Linked DNA regions of Homo sapiens: region 2 is linked to region 1. A link is an interaction called in ENCODE POLR2A ChIA-PET data of the cell type or tissue named here. Cell type or tissue: Caco-2. All regions are shown on one strand. Each heading gives the region's core, and the rest is flanking DNA. Links, peaks and the distances in the headings are about the cores only.

What was found. ChIA-PET counts read pairs that join two places held together with the same protein. Peaks named below come from ENCODE experiments on the same cell type or tissue, not always from the same donor. Only the 100,000 strongest peaks of a DNase experiment are listed, where the experiment ranks them.
Region 2: POLR2A ChIA-PET joins it to region 1 with 9 read pairs; 2 of 35 experiments call an interaction of 5 or more read pairs at or near these places.

The regions. Positions count from the first base shown.
Region 1 is chr12:109,066,107-109,073,726 of GRCh38, forward strand. It overlaps USP30 (ubiquitin specific peptidase 30), which reads left to right. Exons shown (of 13, transcript NM_032663.5): 4 at 1,418-1,521; 5 at 5,506-5,604; 6 at 6,199-6,244; 7 at 7,332-7,426. Among named protein-coding and RNA genes, the nearest start is that of USP30-AS1, 16 kb to the left of the region's middle. In Caco-2, for the core only: no CTCF peak of the experiment used is centred there; a DNase peak (open chromatin) is centred at 3,306.
Region 2 is chr12:108,703,050-108,710,669 of GRCh38, forward strand. All of the region lies in intron 1 of CORO1C (coronin 1C), which reads right to left. Among named protein-coding and RNA genes, the nearest start is that of CORO1C, 25 kb to the right of the region's middle. In Caco-2, for the core only: no CTCF peak of the experiment used is centred there; no DNase peak of the experiment used is centred there.

The sequences.
Region 1 (7,620 bases), core at 1,708-5,707:
CTGAGCACAAGGACATGTGCCTGTAGTCCCAGCTGCTCAGGAGGCCAAGATGGGAGGATTGCTTGGGCCCAGGAGGTCAAGGCTGCAGTGAGCCAAGATCATGCCACTGCACCCTAGCCTGACAGAATGAGACCCTGTCTCAAAAAAAAAAAAAAAAAAAGCAAGCCTAAGATGTTTATTTTCTGGACTTTTACAGAAAAAGTGCCAATCCTTGGTCTAGAAGTAATTATAATATAAATAAGCCCATCAAACTTTTATTAGGCCTGATTCTACCTGTGATTGAAAAGTAAACCACTCGGGTGGGTGCAGTGGCTTGCACCTGTAATCCCAGCACTTTGAGAGGTTGAGGTGGGCGATCATGAGGTTAGGAGTTCGAGACCAGCGTGGCCAACATGGGGGAACCCCCATCTCTACTAAAAATACAAAAATTAGTCGGGCATGGTAGCGCATGCCTTGTAATCCCAGCTACTCGGGAGGCTGAGGCAGGAGAATCGCTTGAACCCAGGAGGCGGAGGTTGCAGTGAGCTGAGATCACGCCATTGCACTCCACCCTGGGCGACAGAGCACGACTCTGTTTCAAAAAAAAAGAAAAGTACACTACTCAAAAGACCCTTTAGGCTGCTGCATATAGCTTGATGCTTTGCCTTGAAAATCAGAAACTCAAATACAAACAAATACAAGCAAAGGCCTTGGGAAACAGCCCTGTGGAGAGGAGTGTAGCACCAAATATGGGGTTGGACTGGATGAATGTTAAAGGGCCCTCCCAACCTGAAAGTTGTGAGTTAAAATCATTTTGCTCAATAAGAACCTTGCAACAAATTTATATTGATGATGATAGTTTGAAGATACAGGAATCGGTTACTTCATTTAAATGCTGCAGCCTCATGAAAAATTACATTCATTCAGTAAACATAAATGCCTAATAGAGTACTAAGCATTGGGTAAAGCTACAAAGAATGATGAAAAATACCTAATTCTAAGGTTAATCCTACAGTCCTTAATTTTTTTTTTTTTTTTTTTTTTTTGAGATGGAGCGTCACTCTGTCACCCAGGCTGGAGTGCAGTGGCACGATGTCTGCTCACTGCAAGCTCCGCCTCCCGGGTTCATGCCATTCTCCTGCCTCAGCCTCCCGAGTACCTGGGACTACAGGCACCCACCACCACGCCCGGCTAATTTTTTTTTTTTATTTTTAGTGGAGACGGAGTTTCACCATGTTAGCCAGGATGATCTGGATCTCCTGACCTTGTAATCTGCCCACTTCGGCCTCCCAAAATTCTGGGATTACAGGCATGAGCCACCACACCCAGCCTGCGGTCTTTAATTTTTAATTAACTTTGATATGTTATACTGTGCAAGTTTTCTGGTTAGTTGTTATGCTGATGAATTTAATAATTGTCTTACCTTTTTTGTTTCCAGCCTTGTCCTGCCAAGAAGTTACTGATGATGAGGTCTTAGATGCAAGCTGCTTGTTGGATGTCTTAAGAATGTACAGATGGCAGATCTCATCATTTGAAGAACAGGTGAGTACAACATTTGAACAGGTTTAGCTTGGAGAATCCTTTCCCCTAGTGACTTGGGGCCTGACCTTAAAATTGCCTGGCCCCAGTGTACATTTCTGTGACATTTTAGACAACTTTAGTGTTCTGGGACCAGAGTACCAACTTTGTTCCTGCTCTCATGATCAGAGGGGAGATACAGCTGTTTTTCACTCAGTGGATGGAAGGTTAGCAGGATGGGACATAAACACACAGTTGCCAAAGAGCAAAATCTTTTTAGTTCTTGAGTGACTTGGCACTCCAATAAGTGATAGGGACACCTGGGTTCTTTAGAAAGAGGCAGGTGACTTTACCTTGGAGGCCCAGAGGTTTAGGTAAGATTTTTCTGGACCACACCCTCATTTTTTAAAAAATCAATCTTCGGAGCTTTGCTTAAAGTAGCCCGAAACCTCAAGCAGATGTCATATGCAATTTCAAGGCCGTATTCAGTCACTCCCACCTCCCTTTTCCACAACTACAGCTTTGCTGCCTTTTTTGGAACTTGGCCACCCTCCTCCCCGCCAGACCGCTGTTACCAACAGCAAGTCTGAAGCAGAGGCCAAGAGAATGAAGTTCTAGAGATGAAAAAATCTAGCCCCCAGTGACATACAGGTGCATCCTCCACAGCCACACTTCCAAGATGGCCTTGTCCAGCTTCGTGTAGGCGTTGTCTGCCGCCACTATCCAGAGAAATGGGAGGCGGCATCTTGGACCTCCCAAAACTGTGGGGCCGACGTGAGGGGCATCGAGAGACTTTTGGAAAGGGAGCTGGGGAGGCTTTCTAGCACCCCTTATTTTTAAAGGTGTTCTCTTGTTTTTGCTTTATTCTGAAGCCACAGGTCACTTTTTAGACATGGTGGTGGTATCTATACTTTCTTAAAATGTATCTCAGTTAATCCAATTGTATGTTGCAACGTTTTTCTATTTAGAAAATACTTTTAAAATCCTCCTCTGGTAACTGGAATTATTTATCTACATTTTACATTTCCCTAAACTGAGAGAATAACTTGGAGATTTAGTCACCAAGGACATCAGATAACTTTTTTAAGGTCCGACTTCTCCATCAAGGACTCACTTAGGTCCCAGTCACTCCTTGGAAGTATTTCCAACATCTTCAGCCCACAGCAGTCACTGAGCCCACATCGTGCTGTAGTCTGCAGGAAAAAGAGGTGAACACGTCTGTCCGGTGGCCTTTTTCTCTTTGAAGGTACCCAGAGCGTCTAGCATGGGCCTTGCCCACATCTTTATTATCAGCGATCCAGTCAATCAGGAGCAGATTTTCCCTGATTGTCAACCCATTTTCTTTGTCTAAAGCTAGAGCTTCAGAGGATGCATTGGGCCAAAGGCTTGCTTTGTGCAAATTACCTGATTTTATTATCACAATAACCATGTAAGGAATTACTGTTGTCCCCATTTTACAGATGGAAAAACACTGAGGCTCAGAGAAGTGGAATGATTTGCCCAGAATCATGCAGCTATTTAAGGGGCAGAGCCAGGATTTAAGACAGTCTAGTGCTACAGTGCACATTCAAGCTCCCCCTCCTCTGCAGTGCTGTCCCTTTCCTTAAGGCCTAGTTGTTACATGGCTGACCCACGGTTTAGGTTATAGATCCACCTCCATCCTTTCTCGGATCTGCTTCAAGCCTGGGCCCAGATGCCTGGTGTGTGAGGGCTCCTTGAGCCTCCCAGGAAGTGCTGATTCTCCTCCAGGTTCCCTGCTTCCTGTTCATCTGTACAGGGCTGCACCTCTGGTGTGCCGTTGGCTAATAGCTAGGCTGCCACACCTCCCCTGGATTGTGAGTCCCTCAGGGGCTAGAGCCTTGCCTTATTTATCTTTGAATCTCTACTTCCACTCTACAGCTGCAGTTTTATAGCCCAGGAGGGAATTCATTTATATAGGCAACAAGTATTTATTGAATGCCTGCCTGGGGTGGGGACTGTCGAGGGCAATGGAGTCGTAGCAGCAGACATGACTTGCAGGAGTTTCCTGCTCTCTTAGAGCTGGTATTCCAGTGGGGGATGAGGATAGCAGGCAGGGGTCGGTGCAGACAGTAAGCAGGGGATTTCAGGATATGCTAACAAGAAACTAGCTGGTGTAACATGGCATGGATAGGGAGGGCAGAGGAGGAGGAGCCAAGCTACAGGGGGAGACTGCTCCAGGTAGGGAGGCTCCTCTCAGGAGGTGAGGTTTCAGCGGAGACCGGAAGTATAAAAGAGAGTGAAGTGTGTGGACACCTGGGTACAGAGCATTCCAGACAGATGAAGAAGCTAGGGTATAAGTCTGGAGATGGTTATAAAGCTGCCACCTGTGGAGAATGGCAGGGAGGCCAGGGCGGGGAGGGCGGTGGAGGAGAGGGGCTGGCGAAGTTGGCAGGGAGCAGATTGTGCAGGGACTAGGAGGCTGCGGGCGGCATCAGCTTCTATTGTGTTTGCAGCGGGGAGCCACTAGAGGACTTTGAACTGGGGACTGGTTTGATCTGACTTGTTAGAAAAGGAAGGCTGGAGGGGCAAGAATGCAAGCCGAGAGGAAAGGTGGGAGGCCGCTGCAGTTATCTGGCCGAGATGGTGTGGCTCAGACTGGGGTCGAAGCAGGGTAGCTGAGAGTCCTCAGGAATTTAGGGCGTATTTTGGAGGAGGGTCCTTTTTTCAGGACTGCTGCTGAATTGGCTGAGGGTGGGTTAGAGTTCAGAGGGGTGGAGGCAGCTTTGGATAATTGGTTGGGGAGTATGCCCTGTGGAGGAGCTCTTTTGGCAGAGACCTGAAGGATAGGAGGTAGCCGTGCGAAGGTCTGAGCACAGCCCGAAATGGGAATAAGCTGGATATGTTCAAGGAACAGCAAAGAGGCCAGGGGCCGGGACATTGTGAATGTTGGGGGCTTTGTAGGCCAGATAAGAATGGTAGGTTTTACTCTAGTAGTGGAAGCCATTGGAAAGCTAAAAGCAGAAGAGTAAAGCTATCTGCCTTTTAAAGTATTGCTCTGGTGGCAGTGTGAGGGGACACCAAAGGAGAAGCAGAGGGCCTGTGTTGTGACCCCGTTACTCCCGGAAGAGTGAGGGGTGGCTTGGGTTTTTGGGGAGAGAGCCATTTGAGTTGATCCTTCAAGAGTAGTCCCATGCCATTGGATCCAGCAACCCCGCTGCTGGGTACAAACCAAAAGAATTCAAAGCAGGGACTCAGTAGGGTATTTGTATACTCAGGTTAATAGCAGCATGTTCGCAATAGCCAAGGGGTAGAAGCAACCCAAGTGTTCATCGGCTGATAAATAGGTAAACAAAACTTTCATACAATGGAATATTATTCAGCCTTAAAAAGGAAGGAAATTCTGCAGTATGCTACAACATAGGTGAAGCTTGAAGACGTTATGCCGAGGAAAATAAGCCAGTCACAAAGACCAACACTGTATGATTCCACTTGTGTGAGGTTCCCAGAGTAATCAGATTCCTAGAGAGATAAAGAATGGTGGGTGCCAGGGGTTGGGGAAGGGGAAATGGGAAATCAGTGTTTAACAGATATGGAGTTTCAGCTGGGGAAGATGAGAAAGTTCTGAAGATGGATGGCAGTGATGATTGTACAACAACATGAATGTACTTAATGCCACAGAATCATTCATGTTAAGATGATAAATGTTATGATATGTGTATTTTACCACAATTAACAAAAAACATAATCTTTTGAAATCGGAGTGGAGGTCAAGGCTGTCTCAGTGAAACAGAATGGTCTCATAGACTGCTGGCGTGAAGGCAGCCACCTGGCTTTCTCTCCTGCTCTCTGCTCCTGGACCTCTTGCTTGAGGGTCTTCACTCGTGACAGTGTCCAGGACATAACTGTTTTCTTTAATGAGCTGGGCCTTGAGAAGGTAGAAAGCAAATTCTACCCACATTCACTGTAGGGTGTCTGCCCGAGGTGGGTAGTTCTGATCTTGCTCTTGCCTCTTCCAACCTCTCTAAAGAATGCTTTGCCCTATGACAGGATGCTCACGAATTATTCCATGTCATTACCTCGTCATTGGAAGATGAGCGAGACCGCCAGCCTCGGGTCACACATTTGTTTGATGTGCATTCCCTGGAGGTAAACCATTAATATTTCCAACACGTTCTGTGCAGCTTGTGCATATTTAATAAGTATAGGGGAGGCAAGTGTAATCTTTGTACAACTTTAAAAGTAAGATTCAGTAAAAATCAGTGGTGGGAATGAGGCCAGGGGAGGGTCTTAAAACTACATGCTTTGCAGTTGGTGATCTGATTAGGGATGTCAAGGCTCTTTCAAATGATTCATTGCTGCAATTTGTGTTGGCTTTGAGAATAAAGAATGTGTTATTTTTTCCTGTTTAATACAGGGGAACAGGGGCCATAGGAATGCTAAGTGAGCCCTCATTTCCCTGTAACAGTATAAATATCGGAGGAGTTGACAAAAGTTAACCAGTAAGGATGAAAATATTCTGGAGAGAAGAAATATGTTTCTATTGCATTTGATGAAAGAATATTCATAGTATCCAGCCAGATAGGCTAATTGAGGCTACCTTTAGAAACCTGAGCTTTGTTAAAAGTTGATTTTTAGTGGTGTAATCAACGTAGAAACTTGTAAGGTTTAGGGGTGGGGTGAGGGTGGTGAAAGGGATTATAGTAAGGTTTTCAGTCTGTTTTTTTTTTTTCTCCCCTACAGCAGCAGTCAGAAATAACTCCCAAACAAATTACCTGCCGCACAAGAGGTAGCTGTTTTCCATTGAAATATAACACATAAGATGTGGACTTTTAAGATATGATAATAATTTGCTTGTTTTAAAAAGATTTTTTTCTGGTGACATACAGGCCAGCTTGAAGTGTGATGTGCTTGCAAAGGAACTTGTATTTTGGAAATAGCTTTAAATAGATTCTCTTGGTGTTCCCTTGCACCCCAGCCCAGCTGACTTTTCTTGAAACTGGCTTATTTGTACTTCAAACAAGGGCTTTCTTTTTACCTTTTTGAATTGATCCTGGGAAGAACATAATGAGCTGAATCTGTCGTGTCCTCAGCATTTCCAGTGCTGCCAAATTCTATTGCATATTACCACAGTCATCCTTAGGAGGAAATTGTTGTTTTCTTAAGACTTAAAAAATAAGATTAGCATATTAATTCCTCTGTGTAGTAATAGGAACAAATATTTTTTGAGCCCATGCTGTTTGCCAGGCATTGCATTATCTCATTTAAGCCTCATAACAACTCTACAAAGTTGATGATACTGGAGTTAATGGGATAATAACTATCCCAATTTTCCGCACACTGAGGCTTGTAGAGATTAAAGGCATTCCCAGGTCAGGTAGTGAATAAGAAGCACAGCCAGAGCTGATCCCTGGGCTGCACAACTCCAGAGCCCAGGTTTCTCACTTATGTTCTTTCCATTAAACCCCATTCTAGCCAAAGAAAGGCCTAGTTATTCAGAACTTGCTTATTCTGTTTATTTCAGAAGATTTTATCTCGCTTTATGGAATGTTCACTTGTGGTATCCTTCTTTTGACATCTCAAACATTTTAAGCATATGTTTGTAAAAAGACATTATTCAACACAAATTCCTTTTTAAAATGTGGCTCTACCCATTATACAGAAACCGTATATAAAGATAGATCTGTGTAAATTCTCCTATGAAGGAATGGGATGTCTTTTGGATGGAAGTCAATGAGGAAAGCTATTTCAATGTACTTTTCAAGAATATTTTTTCTTAAGAGGTAGTTTCTACCACATGCTAGAAAGGAAGATGAATGTTGAGCTTGGTGCCAAAGGGCTAAAAGTGACATATCAAAAAACTTTTTGCATTCCAGGGTCACCTCACCCTACATCCAATCACTGGAAGTCTCAACATCCTTTTCATGGAAGACTCACTAGTAATATGGTCTGCAAACACTGTGAACACCAGGTAAATACAATACCAACACTTGATATTTCCGGGAGAGGTTTTCCAAAAGTTAGGATTCTTGAAAGGACCTAGAGAGTGGGCTGACATCGGTCACTGGTGTTAGAGACTACCTGGCCTCTGCACACTAGTGGACTGACTACCCCACTTTGGTCAGTGTCAGCATGTCATTTGAGGTCAGATGGCATCTTCTGCAC
Region 2 (7,620 bases), core at 1,627-5,626, 360 kb before region 1:
CTTCCATGAGGTGGTGAAAAGCAAAAGGAAAGCACATCTATACAAAAGCCAACGTACAGCCAGCTGGTCTTGGGCTCCACTTCCCCACACAACCATCTGCAACCATCTGTACAAGTTATAGAAGCTGCAATCCCTACCAGCATCTTCAAGCAAGTGTTTCAAAAGTAAGCTAATGTAGAAGAAAAAAGGATTGCACCATGTCAGAGTTAACATCCTTCATAAATAAAACGTTCTTACAAATTCATACAATTAAAACCCAACAGAAAATTAGACAAAGGATATGAAGAATTTACAAAAGAAACACAAACAGCACTTATCTCCACTCCTTCCTAAAATCCTAATAAAATGAAAGCAAAAAATAAAAGCAGGTAAAAACATGAAAGGACAAGAGGACTGGAAAAGAGGCTACAAGAGAGCAAATGTGACAATAAACTTTCGAAGATGGAAAGCTGTCATGCACGTGTAACTGACTGAAGTGTGAGTGTCCTCTACTCAGCTGAGTCTCAGGAGGAGCGCACAAAAAGGACATCAAGGCCCACTGTGAATCCCCAGAACACTCCAAGGAGAAACTGTGTGTCTCCAAAGACAGGGATGTGGGAGAGGGACTACAGAGAAAATGACTGAAAGCCTGAATTAGGAGCAGCTGGACACCCAGATCCCAGGGCTGCACAACCAGGGTACTGGCCTGCCCTCTCCCCAGCAGAAGCCAGGAGAGGCCTGACTATGGGCCTGGATGACACCCAGCACAGGTGTGAACAGATGCCTCACTGACAGCCTGGTTCTATACAGTGGGGCCTCCAGCCCCTTGTTCCTCCTGGCTCCCAAGATACCACCTGCCTTACCCCACAAGAGATCAGACATCACTGCCCTCAGTGAGGTCCACCATTCAATGTGCCCCTCCACTCACACAGGCATAAGGTCAGCTTTTAGAACCTCACTTTTAAATGTGAATGGATATTTGAGGAAGGCCTCTCACTTGAAAAAGAGAGACGATTTTTCCTCTTCACTCAAATAGGCCAGATACCATCTAACCTCATAAAAATAGGAAGATTAATATAAATATGTAAAATGCTTTGTCTTCATTGAAAGATACTATACAAATCTTCTGGCTGACATACATACTAAACTACCTTAAAAAGTGATTTCCACCAGGCGCAGTGGCTCACACCTGTAATCCCAGCACTTTGGGAAGCTGAGACGGATCACGAGGTCAGGCGATCAAGATCATCCTGGCCAACATGGTGAAACCCCATCTCTACTAAAAATACAAAAATTAGCCGGGTGTGGCGGCAGGCATCTGTAATCCCAGCTACTCGGGAGGCTGAGGGAAGAGAATTGCTTGAACCTGGTAGGCGGAGGCTTCAGTGAGCCAAGATCGCACCACTGCACTCCAGCCTGGGCGACATAGCAAGATTCCATCTCAAAAAAAAAAAAAAGTTATTTCCATATTATGCATACTTATTTTCATCCTAAATACATGTGGATAGAATGATATAGAAGTTCTTTTGCTACAATCACAGAGTAGAATGTTAGCTACAGGGCAGAGACAGTAAGAAAAGCCAGTGCTTCCGCAGTGCTGTGCTGAGTCAGGCATCTCTAAGCGGAGCTTGAAGGGCAGTGTGAGCCCATTCACTTCCAAGGTCAAATCTGATCTGGGCTCACCTGTGTACATGTGGCATAGCCGCTTTTCTTGCACAGAATGTCTCAGGCCCTCCAGGCACACAATAGAGTATAGCAATTAAGAGAGCAAACTCCAGAGTCAGACAGCCTCGTAAGTGAGAAGCACAGCTGTACTATTTACTTCCTGGCCGTGGTACAGTACAGCAAGTCACTAAGTCTCCATTAAGTGTAAAATTCTCTATCCAAAAATGGGTACAATGCATATAAAGTTGAAGTGATCATTAAATGATCAATTGGTGATGGGATGGTGGCAGGAGATTCTTATGCTATAATAGTACCTTGTATGGTTAAATACACAAAATTAATCACTCAATAAATACTAGCTACTATTGTCATCCTAGTAACTGACATAAGATAATTTGGATTCAAATCTGAGCTCTGCAACATATTAGCAAATTACTTAACCTCTCTGAGCCTCAGTTTCCCATTCACAAAATGAAGGGAATGATACCTGTAATAAGAATGTAGGCCGGGCATGGTGGCTCACGCCTGTAATCCCCACACTTTGGGAGGCCGAGGAAGGCAGATCACTTGAAGTCAGGAGTTCGAGACCAGCTTAGGCAACATGGTGAAACCCAGTCTCTACTAAAAATACAAAACTTAGCCAGGAGTCCCAGCTACTAGGGAGGCTGAGGCATAAGAATTGCTTGAACCTGGGAGGCAGAGGTCGCAGTGAGCCGAGATCACGCCACTGCACTCCAGCCTAGGTGACAGAGCAAGACCCTGTCTCAAAAAAAAAAAAAAAAAAAAAAAGAATGTAAACCAACCACAGACAAGAAAGCCCAGACCCAGATGACTTCACTGCTAAAGTCTATCAAACATTTAAAAAATACCAAGTACTCACAAAATTTTCCAAAGATAGAGAAGAAGGGAACACTTTCAAACTAATTGTATGAGGCCAGTATTATCCTGATACCAAAACCAAACAAAGACATCTCAAGAAAATTACAGACCAATATCTCTTATGAATACAGATGCAAAAAATCCTCAACAATACCAGCAAACGAAATCAAGCAACACAGAAAAAGAATTAGAATTATACACCACAATCAAGTGGGATTTATCCTAGGAATGCGAGGTTGGGTCAACATCTGAAAATCAATTAACGTAACACATTATATCAATAGAAGAAAAAAAAATCACACAATTATCTCAGACACAGAAAAAGCATTTGAGGCTGGGCATGGTGGCTCATGCCTGTAATCCCAACACTTTGGGAGGCTGAGGCAGGGGGATCACTTGAGGTCAGGAGTTCAAGACCAGCTTGCACAACATGGTGAAACCCCATCTCTACTAAAAATACAGAAGTTAGCCAGGCATGGTGGTGGGCACCTGTAATCCCAGCTACTCGGGAGGCAGAGGCAGGAGAATTGCTTGAACCCGGGAGATAGCAGTTGCAGTAAGCCGAGACAGTGCCACTGCACTCCAGTCTGGGCAACAGAGTGAGACTCTGAATCAAAAAAAAACAAAAAAAACAAAAAAAAAGCATTTGACAAAATTAAATACTCTTTCATGATAAAACACTCAAGAAACTAGGAATAGAAGGGAATTTCCTCAACCTGATAATGGGCATCCATGAAAATACCACAGCTAACTCAATATTCAATGGCGAAAGATGCCTTCTCCCTGAGATCAAGAATAAGATGAGCTTGTCCACCCTTGCCACTTCTATTCAGGATTGTAGTACAGGTTCTAGCCAAGGCAATTAGGCAAGAAAAAGGAGTAAGAGACATTCAGATTGGAAAGAAAGAAGTAAAACTATTTCTGTGTGCTGAAGACATGATCTTATATACAGAAAATCCCGAGGAATCCACTAAAAGAACCAGTAAGTTCAGTAAGGTTGCAGGATACAAGATTAATATATAAAAATCATTTTTTTTTTTAAGATGGAGTCTTGCTCTGTCACCCAGGGTGGAGCGCAGTGGTGCAATCTTGGCTCACTGCAACCTCCGCCTCCGGGGTTCAAGCGATTCTCCTGTCTCAGCCTCCCGAGTAGCCGGGACTACACTGCACCCAGCTAATTTTTGTATTTTTAGCAGAGACAGGGTTTCACTATGTTGGTCAGACTGGTCTCGAACTCTTGACCGCAGGTGATCCTCCTGTCTTGGCCTCACAAAGTGCTGGGATTACAGGTGTGAGCTACCATGCCTAGCCGTATTTTTATAAAATCATAACAAACAATCCAAAAGTGAAATTAAGAAAACAATTCCACTCACAATACATCAGAAATAAAATACTTAGAAATAAACTTAATCAAGGAGATGAAAGACTCATACTCTGAAAACTCAAAATACTGTTGAAAGAAATTAAAGACACAAATGAATGAAAAGAAATTCCACATTCAAAAATCAGAAGACTTAGCATTGAGATGGCAATATTCCCCAAACTAAGATATAGATTTAATGCAATCCCTATCAGACTCCCAGAAGAATTCTTTGTAGAAATGGATGAAGGGATTGATTGGAACTGCAAGGGATCCAAAAATACCCAAATGACCCTGGGGAGAAAAAAGAGAAAAAGTTAGGAAGACTCCTATTTCCTGATTTCAAAACTTACCTCACTACAAAGCAACAGTAATCAAGACTGTGTGGTACTGGAATAAGGACAGACATTTATATCAATGGAATATAATTAAAGTCCAGAAGTAAACTCATACATCTTTGGTCAACTGATTTTCAACAAGAGTGCCAAGACAATTCAGTGGAAAAACTCTTCTCAACAGATGGTACTGGGACAATACGTAAAATAGCTAACTCAAAATAGATCAAAGACCTAGACATAAGAGCTAAAACTATAAAACTCTGAGAAGAAAACATAGGAGTAAATCTTCACAGCCTTGGACTGGGCAAAGGATTCTAAGATATGACACCAAAAGCACAAGCAACAAAAGAAAAATTAGAAAAACTGGATTCCATCAAAATTTATAAACTTTATGCCTCAAAGGACACTATCAAGAAATCGAAGACAACTCATAGAATGGGAGAAAACTTTTGCAAACTTTATATCTGATAAGACACTTGTATCTAGAGTATAAAAAGAACTCCTACAATTCAATAATAAAAACATAGTCCAATTTAAAAATGAATCAAAGGGACTTGAATAGACATTTTCCAAAGAAGATGTACAAATGTCCAATACACATGAAAAGTTGCTGGACATCATTAATCAATGGAGAAATGAAAATCAAAACCACAATGAGAGACTATTCCATACCCACTAGGATGGCTAAAATAAAAAATTCTGAGAGTAACAAGGGTTGATGAGAATATAGACAAATCAGAACCCTCATACACTCCTGGTGGGAATGCAAAATGTTGCAGCTGATGTGGAAAAGTCTGAAAGTTCCTCAAACAATTAAACAAAGCATTATCATAAGACCCAGCAATCCACTCCTAGGTATACACTCATAAGAACTGAAAACAGGTAGTCAAACAAATACTTGTACATGAGTCTTCATGGAAGCATTATTTACAAGAGCCAAAGGGTAGAAGCAACCCAAATACAGACTATCCATTGTATCCAATGGATAAACAAAATGTGATATTACCTGTACAACAGAATATTATTCAGCAATAAAAAGGAATGAAGTACTAATACATGCTACAACTTGGATGAATCTTAAAAACATTATAAATGAAAGAAACCAGTCACAAAAATCGACATACTAATTTATATGAAAGTCCAGAATAGGCAAATCTAGAGAGACAGAAAGTAGATTCATGGTTGCTTAGAGTTTTTTTTTTTTTTTCTGAGATGGAGTCTTGCTCTGTTGCCCAGGCTGGAGTGCAATGGCTCAAACTCGGCTCACTGCAACCTCTGCCTCCCAGGTTCAAGCAATTCTCCTGCCTCAGCCTCCCAAGTAGCTGGGATTACAGGCGCCTGCCACCACGCCCAGCTAATTTCTGTATTTTTAGTAGAGACAGGGTTTCACCATGTTGGTCAAGCTGGTCTCAAACTCCTGACCTCAGGTGATCTGCCCACCTTGGCCTCCCAAAGTGCTGGGATTACGGGCGTGAGCCACCGTGCTCGGTCTATTTATTATTTTTTTAGAGACAGAGTCTCACTCTGCACTCAGTGTAGTGGTTCAATCATAGCTCATTGCAGCCTGAAACTCCTGAGCTCGAGCAATCCTCCCACCTCAGCCTCCCAAGTAGCTGGGACCACAAGCGTACGCCACCACACCAGGCTAATTTTTTTTTTGGTAGAGATGGGGGTCTAACCATGTTGCCCAGGCTGGTCTCTAACTAATTGCTGGCTTTAAGGAATATTTCCATCTCAGCCTTCCAAACTGCTTGGATTATAGGCATTAGCCACCATGCCTGGTGTGTTTCTTTTAAGGTAATGAAAATGTTCTAAAATTGACTGTGTTGATGGTTGCAGATTATTTGATTATATATATATACTATAAACCGCTGAACTGTACACTTTAAATGAGTGAATTGTCTAGTATGTGAATTATATCTCCAAACTGTTTTTTTAAAAAAACTATAAAGTACTCAGCATAGAATCTGAAGCATAGTACATACTGTCTAACAAATGTTGGCAATTATTATTTAAGAGCCCAGTAATAGCTTTTCCCTATCCAGGGAGAAAACCTAAGCAAGTCCCTACTGATTATGGGCTAAAAGTAGAATTTTCATATAAAAGAACCGGCACCACTTATCAAGGACTCTTTACAGAATTTTATGTTCTCCCATTTCAGCACGGTATTTCTGCAGTTTAATTTCTCTGCAAACAAAGGAAAAATTGGGAACTATCCCAAACACAAAAACTTCCTCTTCTTAAGAGAGCTGTCTGCATTGTCAAATGGTATTAGTGTTTTACCACTTTAAAAACTGTTCAGTTTTAACCTTTAAATTAAGATGGCATATCACCAAACTTAGGAGTTCTGTTATCAGCTATATTGTCCCAAACTGATCAAATCATAAATTAGATGACTAAAATGTCCCCCTAAAACTAAAGCATTTTATAAAGGGATCTAATTTTCTCAAAAAAGAAAAAAAAAGAGTAAATGAAAAAATCCTGAACTAACACAATAGGCACAAATTCCAAGGAAATACTAGGTATGATTTTAAATGTCCTGTCAGAGAGTGGTTCAACTTTGGAAAAACTGCTTGCTCATTAGGTCTTTCAAGTACAAGTTCTTAAAACTGCATAGGCTTTCCCTTGCTTGCAACAGTAAGATCATCTCAGTAATAAAGAGGAAGACGATGTAGCAGTAAGTTATTCACTAAGCAAATCAAAGGAATATTTACAAGTTTCAAAATAAACTTACTTTCAATGGGAGATAATGCAACAGAGTTTTTAACCTCTACAAAACATGGGAAATACAAACCTTACTTGTCTTTTTAAGATGTAATTTATCACTCTCCTCCTATTTTCCAATACAACAGCAACTATTCTAGAATGGTTTTTATTATAATAAAAATTGATACACCTTTGAGACAATGCAGGAATAGGTTGAGAACACAGGCTCAACTATGAGATGCTCTCTCTGGGCGTTGGTTGAAACCTCTATCTTAGAAACATGGACAGTTGTCTCCCTCACCAAGTTTTCCAGGTGATACTGAAGGCCAAAAAGGAGGATTACGGGCTGCTCTGCCTATGGAGTAATCATTCTTTTATTCCTTTACTTTCTTAATAAACTTGTTTTCACTTTAAAAAGAAAAAAAATGGATTACGGGACAGGTTTTGACTATCCAGCAACTGTCATAATAAATTTTTAATAAGGAGATAACACACTCCTCTTTTTATCTTCAAATAAAATGTAAAAGCTGATAACTAATATTCATAATACTTAACATCTAAGGAAACAAAAAAGTTAAAATTTTTCTTTTTTTTTTTCTTTTTTTTTGAGACAGAGTCTCGCTCTGTCACCAGGCTGGAGTGCAGTGGCACAATCTCGGCTCACTGCAACCTCCACCTCCCAGGTTCAACGAT